Linked DNA regions of Homo sapiens: all the other regions are linked to region 3. Evidence: chromatin contacts called from ENCODE Hi-C or POLR2A ChIA-PET data. All regions are on one chromosome and are shown on one strand. Each heading gives the region's core, a stretch centred on a gene start or an enhancer-like site at or near the end of the contact. The rest is flanking DNA. Distances are from core to core; before and after follow the strand shown. Region 1 has its middle 27 kb from the start of SLC9A8. Region 2 has its middle 37 kb from the start of B4GALT5. Region 3 overlaps PTGIS (prostaglandin I2 synthase).

Region 1 (2,700 bases), core at 95-2,594, 240 kb before region 3:
CTTTCATCATTTGCTAAGCAAGGATAATGGTATATTACTCATCAACGGCTGGGAAAATCAAATAAGACAATGGACATAAAGTTGAAGTATAGTATTCAGTCCAAAGAGGGTGTTCAATACATGGTCATTTTATTGATAAGGAGTGTATGCTGGGTTAGAACATGAGCTTGGAGATCAGAGAGACCTGGCTTTAAATACAGACCTTCACTTCCTGGCTGAGCAAATTATTTAACCTCTCTGTGCCTCAGCCTCCCAATATTTGAAATGGAAGCAGTAACAGTTCCAGCCCACTGGGTGGCTGAAGCATGAAAGAATGGATGGCACATTTTATTTTATATTTTATTTTATTTTATTTTATTTTATTTTATTTTTTGAGAGATGGAGTCACCCTCTGTCATCCAGGCTGGAGTGCAGTGGCACGATCTCTGCTCACTGCAACCCCTGCCTCCCAGGTTCAAGCGATTCTCCTTCCTCAGCCTCCCAAGTAGCTGGGATTACAAGTGCCCACCACCATGCCCAGCTAATTTTTGTACTTTTAGTAGAGATGGGGTTTCACCATGTTGGCCAGGCTAGTCTCGAAATCCTGACTTCAAGTGATCCACCCGCCTCGGCCTCCAAAATGCCCGGCCAGATGGCACATTTAAACCAGTCAAGCAAGTATGCTTTCGCTTTATTTTGTGTTATTATTAGGTTCCTTTTTCTCTTTGAGGGCATGGAGGAAGAGACAGGGTCAAAAGGCTGTTGCTACAAACATACAAAGTTTGTAGTAAGTAAGTCTTACACAAAAGAATACGTGTTATGTGCTGCCATTTCATCAAGTTCAAAAAACGGCAAAAATCATCACTGCTGTTGGAATCAGGATAACGGTTATCGCTTAGGATGGGAAAGACTTGAAGGGAGCTTCTCCGGGGCGGGGAATGTTCTGTTCCTTGAGCTGGGGGCTGGTTACCCCGCTGTCTGCCTTTGTGAAAATGTATCGAGCCATCGCTCCCCTGTGCACTTTCCTTATTTGTGCACTTTTCTGTATGTCTGTTACACTTCAATAAAAAAGTTTTCCCCCAAAAGTCTCTGTGGTCTGTTGGAAGCTGGCAATGGCCAAGGGGCTGAGGCGCACAGGTGGGGACCCTTCCTTGCTAGCCACCGCAGTTTCTGTTTCAGCTTGAGGTACAGCAATCAACTTCCTCTTCAGATGCATGACTTGCTGCTGACCTCTAGAACCTCTGGCCACAAGGCTCCTCTTGCCCCTGTAATGTGGCCTGATTCCATTCCTTCATCTGGGTCCAGTCTGGTGCCAGCCAGCCTGACTGTCCATATTATCAGACGCCAGGACTGTGGGACAGACTTGTTTAGAAGGATATTTTGATCAGTAGCCTTGGGTGGCAGCTTCAGATCAACCTCATATTGAACTTACAAGGAGGGTTGGTGCTGTCTGTTCTTTCTTTTTTTTTTTTTTGAGACAGAGTTTCACTCTTGTTGCCCAGGCTGGAGCGCAATGGCACGATCTTGGCTCACCGCAACATCTGCCTCCCGAGTTCAAGCGATTCTCCTGTCTCAGCTTCCCAAGCTGGGATTACAGGCATGCGCCACCACGCCTGGATAATTTTCTATTTTCAGTAGAGACAGGGTTCCTCCATGTTAGTCAGGCTGGTCTTGAACTCCCAACCTCAGATGATCCGCCCACCTCGGCCTCCCAAAGTGCTGGGATTGCAGGTGTGAGCCACCGCGCCTTGCCTGTTCTTTTATTCATTAATTCAAACGACAAGTTGTAGACACCTAACATGTACATGGTTCATGGTTTGTACAAGGATACTTCATTCATGCATGCATGGATTCATTCATTCATTCATTCACATACCTGCTAGGCACTGTGCTAGGTGCTGGGAACGCATCTGTGTAGAAAACAGACAAGGTCCCTGCACTCCTGGAGCTGATTCATTAGTAGAGGGAAACGGAAAATAAATAAATAAATTGCCCAGCATGATGGTTCACTTATAATCCCAGCACTTTGGGAGGCTGAGGCGGGTGGATCGCTGGAACCCAGGAGTTTGAGATGAGCCTGGTCAGCATGGCGAAACCCCTTCTGTACAAAAAATACAAAAATTAGCCAGGTGTGATGATGTGCACTTGTGGTACCAGCTACTTGGGAGGCTAAGGTGAGAGGATTGCTTGAGTCCAGGAGACAGAGGTTACAATGAACCATGATCACACTACTGCACTCCAGCCTGGGCAACAGAGTGAGACCCTGTCTCAAAAAAATAAAAATAAACAAGTAAATGCACAGTATGTTAGATGGTATGAGTGCTACGGAGAAAATTTAAGCAGAGACACGGACAGTGAGTGCAAGACGTGTTTGGGGGCAGGTTGCAATTTTTAATAGAGTGTTCAGAAAATGACTTCCTGAGAAGATGGCATTTAAGCAAAGACTTGAGGAAGCCAAGGGAGTTGGCCATTTGAATGTATGAGGGAGGGCTGGGTGTGGTGGCTCACACCTGTAATCCTAGCCGTTTGGGAGGCTGAGGTGGAAGGAATGCTTGAGGCCAGGAGTTTGAGATGAGCCTGGGCAATATAGTGAGACTCCCATCTCTACAAAACAATAAATAAATTATTTATTTATTTATTATTTAATATATTTCATTATTTAATATATATATTATATATAAATATATATACATATATTATTTAATATTATATATAAATATA
Region 2 (2,700 bases), core at 51-2,550, 210 kb before region 3:
AAAATCACTTGAACCCAGGAGACAGAGTTTGCAATAAGCCAAGATGGTGCCACTGCACTCCAGCCTGGGGGACAGAGTGAGGCTCTGTCTCAAAAACAAAGAAACAAAAAAGCAAAAATGCTGTTCATTTAAGTGTCTAGAGTGATACCTGGTCAGCAGCACTGAATAACATTTATTATTAGTGCTATTTTATATTATTATCATTTTAAAAATTTTTTGTCGTTTTTGTGGAGACAAGGGGTGTGGGGAAGGGGTTGCCAGGTTGCCCAGGCTGGTCTCAAACTCCTGGGCTCAAGTGATCCTCCTGCCTCTGTCTCCCTGAGTGCTGGGATTACAGCTGTCAGGCACCACACCCAGCTATGATCATTATTATTATTTCGCACAGGTGTTCTTGCATCTTACTGGTGGGCTTAGGCGTTCTTGGCCCTGCTCTCATGGACAGGCCCCTTCAGAGCTTCACCTTGGCAGCTGGATGCACTTCTCTGTCCAAGCAGCCTCAGCCTCCAGATGCAGGAATGTTCCTGTCTTGGGGAAACAAATTCTTAGCTTCAGGCCTGACTTCTGCCTGGCCTTGGCTTCAGTTTCTTTGTAGATAACTTCATTCAGCTGCAGAGCATCATGGACATATCGTGTGGTTTCTGCCCAGTTTGTGGTGACCCATCTCTCTTTGAAACAGGTGCAACTACCCCATGAAACCACGCGTACAAGCTACTCAACCCTGCCCTCCAGCCAGAATTGACTGCACAAAGACGGGCACCTGACTGGTTGAGGTGATCAGATTCTCTGTCTTGAGAATGTGGTGAGTCTTGTGGGCTGTTGCTTAAAGGAAGGGGTTGTGCTGTCAGGTGCTATGGGGCAGTCGGGTTTGCTCATGGGCTCAGGGAAGAAGACAGGGAGAGGGAAAAGAGAGAAGCAGAGATGAGGAAACCTGTGGGCAGAGTCATAGAGAGACCAGGATTTGGCTGCCACAATTCCTGGTGGCCTTTCAGGTGCTCATTTAAGAAATGTGTGAGGCCACTGCACTTCCTGCCCTTGTGTTTCATGTGATAACAGCGGTTCTCACAAAAAGTACAGCCAGGTGGCATAATAGACACCTGTTGTCTTTGCCTTTCTGGCCTTGATGCCCCTTCTGGAAACAGCACCTGCATTCTCCCGGGAGCTACGGGTCTCCTCCTTTCTGTCCGTGGGGGCCAGCTCTGCCTAGCTCTAGGCTGGCCCAGTCACAGCGATTGGTTTAGAAATGGGCATGTGACCAGGCTAGACCCAGTGAGACTTCCTTCTGGGACTTTCTGTTCTCATCCGTGAAAAGACAGAATTGCCTGGCTCTGCGGTTGCTGAGAGGCCATCTTGACCCAGGAGTGGGGACACAGCAAAAGCTGGAGTGCAGCACTGGAAACGGAGGGAGAGTCCCTGGAGCCACATGTTGGCCCTTGGGTCCAGCTGTGCTGGAAGCTGGCACTTGTCCTGATGTTTTCAATTAAGTGACCAAAAATAAAAGTTGATTCTCCTCATGCTTCAACCAAATTTAGTTGGGTTTCTGCAACAGCAGAAACACTCCTGACTGATACTTCTTATGGTGAATTTCCCCTTTTTTTTCTTTCTTTTTTCCTCTTTTTTTTTTTTTTTTTTTTTTTTTTTGAGACAGGGTCTCATTCTGTTACCCAGGCTGGAGAACAGAGAACAGTGGCACAATCATGGCTCACTGAAGCCTCAAACTCCCTGGGCTCAGGTGATCCTCCCACCTCAGCCTCCCAGTAGCTAGGACTACAGGCACTCACCACCACACCCAGCTAATTTTTTGTATTTTTGTAGAGACAGGGTTTCGCCATGTTGCCCAGACTGGTCTCAAACTCCTGGGCTCAAGCAACCTGCACGCCTTGGCCTCCCAAAGTGCTAGGATCACAGGCTGAACCACCGAGCCCAGCCTCCCCCTTTTATTATAGTTGGAGCCAGTTTTAGTGGGTTATTTTCCACCAGATCCATAGATCTTGGACTGGGATATTGAGCCTCCATTCTAATGCCCACACTTCTGTTTCATTCCCAGTGATTTTGTAGGTTCCCAGATTTTGGCCTTAGTTCCTTTTCCTTTTGCTTTTGAGAAACTGCCTGGGATAAAAGAAGTGGGAACTTCCATTCATCAAGCGATTACAATTTCAATAATTGTAACTTCCATGAGGAAGTCATTCTAATCAGCCCCATCTTGGGATATGGTGGTTTAGAGTCAGAAGTGAGATGAGGACCAATGAAGGCAGGATTTTACAAATGAGGAAATGGAGGCTCAAACTGGTGAAGTGACCTGCCAAAGATTACCCAGCCAGTAAATACTGAGCTGGGATTTGAACTCTGCTCTACAGGACTTCAAAGCCTGGCTTTTAGCCACTATCTGTCCTGCCCAGGAACAAGAGCAATCCAATGCACAACCACCTGCCTAAGTAACATGCATTGGAGGCCCCAGGTTTATGCTTTTCCCCCTGCAAATTCCAGGTCTAGGTGTTTAAGAAACAAGCAGACAAGAATAGCTGAGGATGTGTTTCACAGCCCTGAGCATGCAAAACTAGGGCCGGGCGCAGTGGCTCACGCCTGTAATCCCAGCACTTTGGGAGGCCGAGGCAGGTGGATCACGAGGTCAGGAGATTGAGACCATCCTAGCTAACATGGTGAAACCCCATCTCTACTAAAAACACACACAAAAAAATTAGC
Region 3 (2,700 bases), core at 65-2,564:
CACTGGCTCTGCCGGAAGATTTGACTGGGGCAGCGGTGGGGATGGGGGAGCGTGGGCGTGAGTGAGAGGGATAGAGTGGTGTTAAGGACAGCTCCCTGATTTTAGTGATGCCCTTAACCAACCAGAATTTAATTTAATTTAAATTTAATTTAAAAAAGGACATTTCAACCCCTCCAAGAAATTAGAGCAACATAGTTCTAGGATAAAGGGCAGTCATTCGTTGACACATATGGGCATGTGGGTATATTTATGATATGTGTGTGCATATGTGTAGACTCGGCGTGTCTCAGCTCTTTTAATGCTCACAATCGCTCTAGGAGGCTAGGACTTTACATATTCCATTTGACAGATGAGAAAACTGAGACCTGGAGAGCCTGAGTCATTTGCCCAGAGGCCTGTGTTGGGGTCAGGACAGGGCTGGTCCCAGAGTCTGCACTCTCAGCCACAGCTCTCAGCACACGAACAGTCCCCATTCTTTTTGTTTTGCCCTGGGGTGGTGCAAACAGTGTCAAGGGCTGTAATTGGTGTGGGTGATGCTGGTCTGGTCCACCCTGCATTGTATGATGGGGACTGAGGTCCAGAGAGGGCCAGCTGAAACCACCCAGCAAGTTCACAGTAGTGATCCTCCCAGGTCTCCTGGCTCCTGGGTCCCTGTGCAGACAAAGAAGTCAGAGAGAGATAGGCTGGGGAGAGGCAGGCTCAGGGGCAGCTGGGTCTGGCTAGGCTCCATGGTACAGCGGCAGGCACAGGGGAATCAGCTCAGGGGGAATCAGACGTAAATCCATACCTGTAACCCGGTAACTGTGTCTTCAGGGCCTGAGGCCTGGGCTGGAGCTCCTGCCCCCTGGCTTGGCAGCTGTAGGCCTTTCCACTGCCATCAATCAGCAGCCCCTGAAATACAAAGAGAATGGGCCAGTTGGATGGGAGGGACACAGAGGTGAAAGGGGTGCCGGTTCAGGCAGCCCGAACTGTGAGGTGCCACCTCTTACACCCACCAGCCTGGCCTGTGTTGGCCCTGGCCTCACTGAGTCACACCCAAAGTTCTCCTCTGTCCTCACCTTGTAGCCCTGGCCTCCCCTCCTCCCACCTACCTCTCTGCTGCCCCTTGAGCAGGTCAGGCACGCTCTCTCTTTGTGGCCTTTGCTATTTCTGTTCCCTTGCCTGGGAATGCTGTTCCCCACAGGTCTGCGTGGCTCCCACCCCACTTCGTTTAAGCCTTATCGCGAGCGCCACCTGCTCAGAGAGGTCTTTCTTGAGTCCCATTTTCGTGATGGCTCCCTCCTGTGACCCAGCTTGGTTCAGCTTTATTTTTCTTTGTGGCTCTAGCGCCGCCTGTGGGTCGTGTGTGTATTTACATATGGGATTATCCTGTCTTCAGCCGTGCTCTTTTGATATGGAGCTGCCGGCTTCGCTTCCACAGAGCAAAACCTTGTGGTCCTCTGGGTTTACTTTTTCTTTTTGTTTTCTTTTCCTTCATTTTATTTTATTTTATTTTAAAGACAAAGTTTCGCTCTTTCGCCCAGGCTGGAGTGCAATAATGGCGCGATCTCTGCTCGCTGCAACCTCCGCCTCCCAGATTCAAGCGATTCTCTCGCCTCAGCCTCCTGAGTAGCTGGGACTACAGGTGCCGCCACCATGCCCAGCTAATTTTTGTATTTTTAGTAGAGAGGGGGTTTCACCATGTTGGCCAAGCTGGTCTCGAACTCCTGACCTCAGGTGATATAACCACCTCGGCATCCCAAAGTGCTAGGATTACAGGCGTGAGCCACCTCTCCCGGCCGGTTTACTTTTTTGGTTTATTTTTCATTGCCTGTTTTGGTAGAAATATATGTACCGGGAAATGGTTCTCTGAGTTAGCAAAAAACAACAGTGCAAGTGTGATGATAAATGATGACCAGTGTCAACTGCAGTGTCACCGAGACCACAGGGCCTTGGGAGTACCGCAGTGGCCTGGCAAGCACGTGTCTGTCTAAAAGGGGCGGCTGCAACTCTGCTCCTGCTAGGTTTCCAGGTGGGACCGCAGGTCAGCCAGATTCCTTTTTCAAGATGAGATGAGCAGGAAATCCGGATTTTGTGTGAGTTTCCCCAAATGTTTGAAGGAAGCTTTAGTTTGTTTTTAGGAACTCCCTTGATAAAACACATTTGTGGACTGAATCCAGTGTGTGGGCTGCACCTTTACAACTTCTGCCACCACTGTGCAGGTGAGGGACAGAGCAGGGACCACGCAGGCCTCTCTCGGCCCCCACCTACCCTCATTCCTGCTTCCATTCTCTCTTCATCTGGGAAAACCCCTCTCCTGAGAGATCCTGGTCTCTGGTCTTTGTCTGCACAGGGATCCAGGAGCTCAAGGGGAGGGTGAGAGGGTGAGGCCCCGGGGCTTTGGTTGCGTCTCTTTGTTGTGACTCTCTGCTGAGGCAGAGATGACAAAATGAAAGCCTGCAGTTTCCCTCCCAGGACTGAGGTCAGCCCGCTGGGCTGGGGCTGGACTCCTGGGGCATTTAAAGGGGGCTGGAGGTGAAGGCGCGTCCTCTGAGCGTGGTCCTGTGTGTGTGCGTGTGCGTGTGCGTAAGTGTGCCTCAGTGAGAGCACATGAGAGCTCATGCTAGCTCCCATGTCTTACCCTTTTTCACACTTGACCAGGCCCTGACCTCCTTCTCGGGCCTCCCAGAGCCCCTCAGATCAAGCACAACCTTCTCACTG

The links. Hi-C counts contacts between places; a loop is a spot of excess contacts on that map. ChIA-PET counts read pairs that join two places held with the same protein, here RNA polymerase II (POLR2A). Pooled maps may share reads with other maps.
Region 1: a loop to region 3 is called in a pooled map, with 2.9 times the contacts of the local background. The contact joins two enhancer-like sites. A Hi-C loop is called at or near these places in 1 of 37 single-sample maps with no recorded cell type and 5 of 50 pooled maps. POLR2A ChIA-PET finds 5 or more read pairs at or near these places in 2 of 52 experiments (CD4-positive, alpha-beta T cell and Panc1).
Region 2: a pooled map shows a loop between it and region 3 (3-fold over the local background). The contact joins two enhancer-like sites. A Hi-C loop is called at or near these places in 1 of 168 maps with a recorded cell type or tissue (PC-9) and 5 of 50 pooled maps. POLR2A ChIA-PET finds 5 or more read pairs at or near these places in 1 of 52 experiments (Caco-2).

Annotation. Positions count from the first base shown.
Region 1 is chr20:49,784,440-49,787,139 of GRCh38, reverse strand. No RefSeq gene overlaps it. Among named protein-coding and RNA genes, the nearest start is that of SLC9A8, 27 kb to the left of the region's middle. RefSeq lists an enhancer at 1,218-1,457. Within about 2 kb of position 1,344, at least 6 of the 41 ENCODE cell types and tissues checked have a DNase peak (open chromatin) inside an H3K27ac peak, as active enhancers do.
Region 2 is chr20:49,749,331-49,752,030 of GRCh38, reverse strand. No RefSeq gene overlaps it. Among named protein-coding and RNA genes, the nearest start is that of B4GALT5, 37 kb to the right of the region's middle. RefSeq lists an enhancer at 1,109-1,198. Within about 2 kb of position 1,300, at least 14 of the 41 ENCODE cell types and tissues checked have a DNase peak (open chromatin) inside an H3K27ac peak, as active enhancers do.
Region 3 is chr20:49,540,530-49,543,229 of GRCh38, reverse strand. All of the region lies in intron 4 of PTGIS (prostaglandin I2 synthase), which reads left to right. Among named protein-coding and RNA genes, the nearest start is that of PTGIS, 26 kb to the left of the region's middle. RefSeq lists a silencer at 648-924 and an enhancer at 1,380-1,429. Within about 2 kb of position 1,314, at least 3 of the 41 ENCODE cell types and tissues checked have a DNase peak (open chromatin) inside an H3K27ac peak, as active enhancers do.